2 separate regions of the Homo sapiens genome follow, and region 2 is linked to region 1. Evidence: read pairs that join two places in POLR2A ChIA-PET (ENCODE). Cell type or tissue: Panc1. All regions are shown on one strand. Region 1 holds the start of DNAH17-AS1 (DNAH17 antisense RNA 1). Region 2 overlaps AFMID (arylformamidase).

Region 1 (5,000 bases):
CCCACCTGTAATCCCAGCACTTTGGGAGGCCGAGGAGGGCAGATCACTTGAGGTCAGAAGTTCGAGACCAGCCTGGCCAATATGGTGAAACCCCGTCCCTACTAAAAATACAAAAATTAGCCAGGTGTGGTGGCGCACACCTGTAGCCTCAGCTGCTTGGGAGGCTGAGGCAGGAGAATTGCTTAAACCCGGGAAGCGGAGGTTGCAGTGAGCTCAGATCACACCATTGCACTCCAGCCTGGGTGACAGAGTGAGACTCAGCCTCAAAACAAAAACAAAACAACAAAAAAAGAACGGTATGTCCCAAATATTGTATGTAACATACTTAGACTAAAAACATATTTATTTATCTGGAGTTTGGATTTAACTGCAATTTTATTTGCTAACTCTGCCAGTTGACCGGGTCACAGGGAAGGCTGGCTAGCTGCTCATCCTCTCCATGCCCTGGAATTTTCTGACACATTCTGCAAAGTTAAGGAGTTCTCCAGAAAATGTCGGCCTGCAGCCCTAACACCCTAAACCAAAGCTTTTCCTCTCATTTGCCAGAAGCAAGCCTCAGACTCATGGCAGGTGACGGGGATGAGTATGGTTTCTGCTTACCTGAAGCCTGGAGTCGATGGTGAAGGATCCGGAAGTGGGGTTCATGCAGGCCACGTACTGACAATTATGGATATCTTTTAACGTCAGCTTATGTCTGTCATACCTGAGGGGGGAAACCAGCATTCATGTTGTGCCCCTGGCCTGGAGGAACCATCCCCTGCCCCCACTGTGCTCCCAAGAATGCCCTCCTTATTATTATTTTTTTGAGACAGAGTCTCGCTCTGTTGCCCAGGCTGGAGTGCAGTGGCACAATCTCGGCTCACTGCAAGCTTTGCCTAATTTTTTGCATTTTTAGTTGAGACGGGGTTTCGCCGTGTTAGCCAGGATGGTCTCGATCTCCTAACCTCGTGATGCGCCCGCCTCAGCCTCCCAAAGTGCTGAGATTACAAGTGTGAGCCACCACGCCCGCCCCCCATCCCCCGGCTTTTTTTTTTTTTGAGATGGAGTCTCACTCAGTCACTCAGGCCGGAGTGCAGTGGCATGATCTTGGCTCACTGCAACCTCCGCCTCCTGGGTTCGCCCCATTCTCCTGCCTCAGCCTCCCGAGTAGCTGAGACTACAGGTGCCCGCCACCATGCCTGGCTAATTTTTTTGTACTTTTAGTAGAGACTGGGTTTCACCGTGTTAGCCAGGATGGTCTTGATCTCCTGACCTTGTGATCCGCCCGCCTCAGCCTCCCAAATGCTGGGATTACTCCATGTGGTCTTAAAAACCCTCCACAGATACTGATAATATGTGAAGCAGCTGCTGTGACTTCATGCTCTCCAGAGAAATTTTGAAACAAGAGGCAAAAGAGTGGCTCAGAGAGCAGGCTGGGGTTTATGTTCCAGCTCTTCCCCTAAGCAGTGCTGGGGCTCTGGGAAGTTGGTTAACATCTCTGTGCCTTAATATTCTCACCTGTGCAATGGGTCATGAGGAGGATAAAATGAGCTAACATATGAAAAAACACTGGGAAGAGTACCTGACATACAGTAAGTATGCAATAAATATTCACCATCCCTGTTATCAGGATAATTATTAATGGCTGCTATTATTAAATAAGCTGAATAGGCCAGGCACAGTGGCTCATGCCTGTAATCCTAGCACTTTGGGAGGCTGAGATGGGCAGATCACTTGAGGTCAGGAGATCAAGATCAGCCTGGCTAGCATAGTGAAACCCCATCTCTACTAAAAATACAAAAATTAGCCAGGCATGGTGGCAGGCACCTGTAATCCCAGCTACTTGGGAGGCTGAGGCAGGAGAATTGCTTGAACCTGGGAGGTGGAGGCTGCAGTGAGCCAAGATCATGCTATTGCACTCCAGCCTGGGCAACAGAGCAAGATTTCATTTCAAAAATAAAATAAAATAAGCTGAATAATTTCCTTGATGTCACACTACACTAGTTACTTTTTTTTTTTTTTTTTTTTCCCCCGAGACAGGGTCTTGCTCTCTCACCCCGGCTGGAGTGCAGTGGTGAACACAGCTCACGGCAGCCTCTATCTCCTGGGCTCAAGCTGTCCTCCCAACCTCAGCCTCACACTACCATGCCCGGCTAAGTTTTTGTAGAGACAGGGTCTCACTATATGACCTGGGTTCAAGTGATCCTCCTGCCTCCACCTCCTAAAGTGTTGAGATTACAGGCCTGAGCCACTGCGCCCAGCACTTTTGTTTTTTTCCCCCATTATGCACTTTGTGTGTTGGAAGTTGACGTCTGTTAGTTTCTAGTAATTCCTTGTATATTTCAGATATTAATCCACTGTCAATTTTATACATTGCAAATGTTTTCTTCCATTCTTTTATTTCTCCATTATATATGTCCATGGTGTCTCTCACTGAGCAAAATTCCTTAACTTTCATTTAAATCACAGCCATCAATTTTTTGCCCTTCTGTGTGTGCCTCTGAAACTTTTGCCTGCGCAGTCCTCTCCTGTGCACACTTCTCAGGTCACAGATGTTGTCCCTGTTTGCTTCTGCCCACCTCACAGCTCACCCTTTCCCTGCGGGCCCATCCTTCCCACGGGCCCCACCCTTGTCTGCCTTTTTCTTCCACAGGTGAGCATTTTCCTGACACATCCACTAAACAGTCCATCCTTCCCTGTTGTCGTGGGGCCATGTTAATCTGATATTCTAGAAGGATCTTTTGAAAACTCAAATCTCACTCTGCCACCCCTCCTGAAGATCCTTCAGGGTAAACTCCAGGGCAGATGTGGACCTAGGGCTGAAGCTTAAGAATGTGGAGGCTCCTCCTTGAGGAAAAGAAAGCAAAAATCTTAAACAAATTTTACAAGGGCACATGACCGTGTGCAACCCTTGGAAGGGGCCTCGCGAGTTGCAGGGAAACCGAGGCTGAGCCGCCACAGCCCTCACAGTAGACCTGCCTGCAGAGAGGAACGGGTGGGCTCTCATGCATGCACCTGTCCTCCTCTCCTGTCTGGGTACCCTCAAATCTCCCACCCCACACCACGTTAGGTTCTCCTCAAATGATGTCAAACTCTCTCCAGGCTCCCTCCTCAGAGTGGCAGCTTTGTCACCTCCCCCAGGGAGCCACCTCTGATGCCTCCGTCCCCACATCACAGCCTGCAGCCCAGAGTAGGCTTCCTATAGTCGTGAGCTCTGGGAGTGTCGTTTAGTGAGGAAAAGGCAAGTGATGGAGTCAGACATATCTGAACTCAAAATCCAGTTCTGGCTGAGCGTGGTGGCTCACGCCTGTAGTCCCAGCACTTTGGGAGCCCGAGGCGGGCAGATCACCTGAGGTCAGGAGTTAGAGACCTGCCTGGCCAATATAGTTAAGCCCCGTTTCTACTAAAAATACAAAAATTAGGTGGGCATGGTGGCAGGCACCTATAATTTCAGCTACTTGGGAGACTGAGGCAGGAGAATCGCTGGAACCCAGGAGGCAGAGGTTGCAGTGAGCCAAGATCACGCCATTGGACTCCAGCCTGGGCAGCAAGAGCGAAACTCTGTCTTGGAAATAATAATAATAATAATAATAATAACCCAGCTCCGCCACTCATTAGGACCATGACCTCAAGTAGACTACCTAACCCCCCATGCCTGCCTTTCTCGGCATGAGGCCAGGCTTCATGAACGAGCAGACTAGTTTCTAGGCTCTTTTGGCCTGAGCTACTTGCTTATTTTAAGAGACAACTATGGCTGGGCACGGTGGCTCACACCTCTAATCCCAGCACTTTGTGAGGCCAAGGCGGGCGGATCACCTGAGGTCAGGAGTTCGAGAACAGCCTGGCCAACATGGCGAAACCCCTTCTCTACTAAAAGTACAAAAATTAGCCGGCGTGGTGGTGGGCACCTGTATTACCAGCTACTCAGGAGGCTGAGGAAGGAGAATTCCTTGAACCCAGGAGGCGGAGGTTGCAGTAAGCCAAGATCGAGCCATTGCACTCCAGCCTGAGAGACAGAGCGAGATTTCTCCTCAAAAAAAAAAAAAAAAAAAAAAAAAAAAAAGACAACTGAACTGAATGTTCTCATCTTTCCAAACTGCAAACCTAAACGTGCCACCTTTGGTTTCTCGGTGCCGTTAGGAGAAAATCTGCACTCTGTCCCGAGGCCCTGGGATTCTGGCTGCAGCTGCCCTGGGCACCCTCTGCCTCTGGCTCTCACATCCTTGCCACACCGGCCTTCCTGGGCTTCTTCACGTGTGGCAGGGCATTTACACGTGGCAATCTCTCCACCCAGAATGCTCTCCCTCTAAGGTCCCACAGCCAGCAGGACACTGCTGCCAGCTTCCAGCTGTGCACCATCTCCCCAGGGGCATCTCTCTGCTGGGGCTCCCAGCTGGGAGGCTCCTCTGTGACTGCACTGGGGGTTTTCCTCAGGGCTCTTCCTTTACCGGGTAATGTGCTTCTTCCTCTCCCGGCGGGACAGACACCTCGGTGGAAGGGGGGAAGGAGGATCCCCCCCTCCGCGGGGGCTCTAGGCCACTGCTGCATGTTTGTGAAATGGGTGATGGACGAAACTGATAGAACCTCTCCCCTACCCTGGCCCTACCTCAATGCCTTGTGGCCCCACAAACTTGGGGGCCCAGCTACGACCCGTGTCTCCCTACCCACGTTGCAGCACCCCCCCCACCGCCCCACACCAGTCCTGCCCTACTGCCCTGGGGCTCCGCCTCTTCCTGCGCCCCGCCCTGGCCCCGCCCTCACCGCCCCGGGGCCACGCCTTCCCCTCCGGCCCCGCCCCGTCTAACCAGTGCCGGTGGTCCATGTGCTGCCGGATGAGGGTGTGCGGGGCCACCGTCCCATACTTGTCCACCTCGGGCATGTTCATGTCGTCGATGAAGTAGACGAGCTTCTTAGTGCCTGGCGGCCCGTAGTTCCTCCCCGATTTCTTCTCCAGCGGCTTCTCCAGCACCCCTAGAGAGGGCAGAGGGTCAGCTGCCCGCCTGCGCCTCCTGAGCCAGAGC
Region 2 (5,000 bases), 280 kb before region 1:
TCAAGTAATCCTCCCACTTCAGCCTCCCGAGTAGCCGGAATTATAGGTGTCCACCACCACGTCCAGATAACTTTTTTTTTAATTTTTAGAAAATATAGGCTAAGGCACGAGAATTGCTGGAACCCAGGAGGCAGAAGTTGCAGTGAGCCAAGATGGCACCACTGCACTCCAGCCTGGGTGACAGAGCAAGACTCCGTCGCAAAAAAAAAAAAACGATGAATGCTAGGATAAAAAATAAAGCAAGAGGCCAGGCACAGTGGCTCATGCCTGTAATCCCAGCACTTTGGGAGGCCGAGGTGGATGGATCATCTGAGGTTGAGCTCGAGACCAGCCTCGCCAATACAGTGAAACCCCGTCTCTACTAAAAATACAAAAATTAGCCAGGTGTGGTGGCACGGGCCCATAATCCCAGCTACTCAGGAGGCTGAGGCTGGAGGATTGCTTGGCGCCGGGAGTTTGAGACTGTAGTATGCTTTGATTGCACCTGTGAATAGCCACTGTACTCCAGCCTGGGCAATATAGTGAGACCCTGTCCTTTAAAACAAAAAAGTATAGCGCACATAATAAGTGTGTAGTAAAGTCGTGCTGAAAAGGGTCCTCGCAGAACCACAGTTCACTTGTTGACAGACGTCAGGACTGGCAGTCTTTTTTTTTTGAGTTGGCGTCTCGCTCTGTCCCCCAGGCTAGAGTGCAGTGGCGTGATCTCAGCTCACTGCAAGCTCCACCTCCCGGATTCACGCCATTCTCCTGCCTCAGCCTCCTGAGTAGCTGGGACTACAGGCACCTGCCACCACGCCTGGCTAATTTTTTGTATTTTTAGTAGAGACAGGGTTTCACCATGTTAGCCAGGGTGGTCTCGATCTCCTGACCTCGTGATCCACCCGCCTCGGCCTCCCAGAGTGCTGGGATTATAGGCGTGAGCCACTGCACCCAGCCTGGCAGTCCTCTTTCGATGGGAGGTGCTCAGAGCTGAAGCTCAACACGCCAACTTAAGGGAGCTTTCAGCTGGAATGTTTCTACCTGAGCTGAAATAGAAATTGCCGCCACCTGGCTGGGCACAGTGGCTCATGCCTGTAATCCCAGCACTTTGGGAGGCCAAGGTGGGTGGATCACGAGGTCAGGAGTTCAAGACCAGCCTGGCCAACAACCCTGTCTCTACTAAAAAATATATATATATATATAAAAATTAGCTGGGCATAGTGGCGTGCACCTGTAGTCCCAGCTACTTGGGAGGCTGAGGCAGGAGAATCGCTTGAACCGGGGAGGTGGAGATTGCAGTGAGCCGAGATCGCGCCACTGCACTCCAGCTTGGGCAACAGAGTGAGACTTCGTCTCAAAAAAAAGAAAAGAAAAATTTCTACCACCTGAGCTTGTGCTGACAGCGACTTGTCCATTTCTGAGACAGCCACCACAAGGGCCCGGGCCACCAGGAAGAGCCTGCTGCATGTCCCCTATGGAGACGGCGAAGGGGAGAAAGTGGACATTTACTTCCCCGACGAGTCGTCTGAAGGTTGTCGGTGAAGGGGCTGGGGGTCCCGGGGCTTGGGGGTCCAGTGGCAGAGCTCAGCAGGGCGGGCCTTGCTCACACGCCCTGTGCTTGGTTTTGCAGCCTTGCCTTTCTTCCTGTTCTTTCACGGAGGATACTGGCAGAGCGGAAGGTGAGTCGGGGGATGTGGATGGTGGACTGCAAGAGAGATTCCACTTTCCCTGGGGGACTCCTCCTCCAGGGCTGCCGCAACCAAACTGCCACAAGCTGGGCACTCCTTGCAGGGCTGTGTCTCACAGCGCTGGAGAACGGAAGTCTCAAGTCAAATGTGGGCAGGGTTCCTAGGGAGGGTCCTTCCTGCCTTCTCCAGCTTCTGGTGGCCTTAGACAGCCCTTAGCTTGTGTCTGCATAGCTCCAGCCTCTGCCTCCATTCACATGTGATCCTGGTGTTCCTGGGTCTCAAATCTTCCTCTCTCTTTTTTTTTTTTTTTTTTTTTTTTTGAGACAGAGTCTCACTCTAACCCAGACTGGAACGCAGTGGTGCGACCTCAGCTCACTGCAACTTCTGCCTCCCGGGCTCAAGCAATTCTTCTGCCTCAGCCTCCCAAGTAGCTGGGATTACAGGTGCACGCCACCACACCCAGCTAATTTTTGTATTTTTAGTAGAGACAGGGTTTTACCATGTTGGCCAGGCTGGTCTTGAACTCCTGAGCTCAAGTGATCCTCCTGCCTTGACCTCTCAAAGTTCTGGGATTACAGGCGTGAGCCACCACACCAGCCTCCTTTTTTTTTTTTTTTTTTTTATAAGGTCATAGTCACAGGTTCTGGGGTTAGGATTTGGACATATCTTTTGGGGGGACACAGTTCAACCCACTACACCCAGTGAGAAGCATGTTCAGCCTCCTCTTGAATCAAGGGAAAAGCCAGAGTGACCAACCACTGTCCCAGTTTGCTTGGGACTGAGGAGGGGTTTCCCAGGACATGGGGTTTTCAGTACTTTAGGAAAAAAAAATGAGAGTCCCAGGTAAAATGGGACAGTTGGTCACTGTAAGCTAAGCAGTGGGTATTTGGGAATTTGGGATCTTGGCAGACACTGCTGTTCCCTAGGGTCTTCCTACAGAGTTGCCTTCAAGCATGTTCATGTTAATAGCTTACATTTAATGGCCAGGTACGGTGGCTCACGCCTGTAATCCCAACACTTTGGAAGGGCAAGGCGGACGGATCACTTGAGGTCAGGAGTTCGAGACCAGCCTGGCCAACGTGGTGAAACCCTGTCTCTACTAAAAATACAAAAATTAGCTGGACGTGGTGGTGTGTGCCTGTAATCCCAGCTACTCGGGAGGCTAATGCAGGAGAATCACTTGAACCCAGGAGGCGGAGGTTGCAGTGAGCTAAGATCATGCCACTGCACTCCACCCAGGGTGACAGAGCGAGACTCTGTCTCAAAAAAAAAAAAAAAAAAAGCTTACATTTATTGCACACAAAACTCTCTACACTGCTAGTCTTTAATTCTCAAAAACAGTTCCCTGAGAGAGGGAACATAATTGCCTCTATTTTACAGATGACAAAACCAGGCTTAGAAGTTACACAAATTGCCTTGCACAGTGGCTCACACCTATAATCCCACACATTGGGAGGCTGAGGCAGGAGGATTGAGTTAGAAACCAGCCTGGTCAACATAGCAAGACCCCCATCTCTACAAAAGAAAAGATAAATTTGCTGGGCATAGTGGTGCACACCTATACTCCTGCTTGGGAGGCTGAGGCAGGAGGATCGCTTGAGCCCAGGAGGTCGAGGCTACAGTGATCCATGATCGCACCATTGCACTCCAGCCTGGGCGACAGAGCGAGGCCCTATCGCTTAGAAAACAAAAAGTTACATGAAGTTCCCCCAAGGTCCCGTAGCTAGCATGTGATGTGGCAGGGAGAGAGCCTGTCCGCTTCACTCTCTCACATGGGACCAGAAAGGGGTGATGCTGTGCGTGGACAGGACATCTGGCAAGTGGTGTGTCCAGGACACAGGAAGCAGCGTAGTGGCCAAGCTGCCTCCAGCTGTCACATCTGTGTGTCTCTGCAGTAAGGATGAGTCTGCCTTCATGGTCCACCCGCTGACGGCACAGGGAGTGGCCGTGGTAATAGTGGCTTACGGCATCGCCCCCAAAGGTAATAGGAGTGGTTGCTGCAGGTCCGAGGGCCGGTGGGCTTTAGGAGGAAGTGCATCCCTGACCCAGCTCATGCTCTCTGTGCAGGCACCCTGGACCACATGGTAGACCAGGTGACCCGCAGCGTTGCGTTTGTCCAGAAGCGGTATCCAAGCAACAAGTGGGTGTTGCCAGTAGATTTTCTTCCTGTTGGACCTCAGTGGGTGGGAGGACAGTGCAATCAGTACCTAGGATACAGCCAAGCTGCCCCTCTGGCCTGTGGAGCAGAAAGCAAATTGGGACTCTTCGAAGGGGGCCTGATGTTGTGGGGAAACTGCGTGCAAATCCAGCTCTCTGCTCTGACCCCTCCCAGGGGAATTTACCTGTGTGGACACTCAGCCGGGGCCCACCTGGCTGCCATGATGCTCCTGGCCGACTGGACCAAGCATGGGGTCACGCCCAACCTCAGAGGTTTCCATGGGAGCTACAGCCTGGCTGGGCAACCTTCATCTCCCCATGAGCCTTGGGGTTTGGGCCAACTGCTTGAAATCCTCCCGGCCATGAGTGGCTTGACCGCAGGGCTTCGAGCCCTCTGAGCAAGGCCTTCTCTGCCTCCTCTGTGCCCCTTCCCCTGGTCCTGCCCCTCTGGCGGTGGGGGTGGGCTGGCCCTGCCTTGCTCCGCCTGGAGCCTGGCCCTGTGACAATTCTGTACCTTCACAGGCTTTTTCCTGGTGAGTGGGGTCTTTGACCTGGAGCCCATCGTGTATACTTCACAGAACGTTGCTCTCCAGCTGACCCTGTGAGTTACTTGGCCACCACCTCCCCTGGCTCACCAGGAGCCTGGCTCCTCTCTGTCCTGACCCCTGTCCACTCCCCACCCCAGGGAGGACGCTCAGAGGAATAGCCCCCAGCTGAAGGTGGCCCAGGCACAGCCGGTGGACCCCACCTGCCGTGTGCTGGTGGTCGTGGGCCAGTTCGACTCCCCCGAATTCCACCGACAGTCCTGGGAGTTTTACCAGGTACTCCCAGTGCAGGTTTGTGGCCAGAGGTCGAGGGTCATGTGGGCTCATTATTTTCCTCTTTCTTTTACCCAAGTGGACAAGACCCTCCATCATTTATTTAACACGTACTGAGTGAACCCTGACCTGTGCCAGGCATGGCCCCATGTCCTGCCCCACCTCCCCTCCCACTGCTCAGGCCCCTCTTCCCATGTCTCCCCTGCCCAGACCCTGTGTCAAGGAGAGTGGAAAGCCTCATTTGAAGAGCTCCACGATGTGGACCACTTTGAAATTGTTGAGAATCTGACCCAGAAGGACAACGTGCTCACCCAGGTGGGGCCTCATCCCTGGCAGCCCTTTCATGGTAGACAGCACA

The links. Peaks named below come from ENCODE experiments on the same cell type or tissue, not always from the same donor. Only the 100,000 strongest peaks of a DNase experiment are listed, where the experiment ranks them.
Region 2: POLR2A ChIA-PET joins it to region 1 with 9 read pairs; 2 of 35 experiments call an interaction of 5 or more read pairs at or near these places.

Annotation. Positions count from the first base shown.
Region 1 is chr17:78,480,084-78,485,083 of GRCh38, forward strand. It overlaps DNAH17 (dynein axonemal heavy chain 17), which reads right to left. Exons shown (of 81, transcript NM_173628.4): 48 at 4,785-4,950; 49 at 601-703. It overlaps DNAH17-AS1 (DNAH17 antisense RNA 1), which reads left to right and starts at 4,827. Exons shown (of 6, transcript NR_102401.1): 1 at 4,827-5,000. RefSeq lists enhancers at 4,340-4,479, 4,510-4,559 and a silencer at 4,630-4,859. In Panc1, no CTCF peak of the experiment used is centred here; no DNase peak of the experiment used is centred here; H3K4me3 peaks cover 945 bases; H3K27ac peaks cover 186 bases.
Region 2 is chr17:78,201,094-78,206,093 of GRCh38, forward strand. It overlaps AFMID (arylformamidase), which reads left to right. Exons shown (of 11, transcript NM_001010982.5): 3 at 1,406-1,510; 4 at 1,610-1,658; 5 at 3,563-3,648; 6 at 3,735-3,807; 7 at 4,000-4,097; 8 at 4,347-4,425; 9 at 4,510-4,645; 10 at 4,853-4,957. Among named protein-coding and RNA genes, the nearest start is that of BIRC5, 11 kb to the right of the region's middle. In Panc1, no CTCF peak of the experiment used is centred here; no DNase peak of the experiment used is centred here.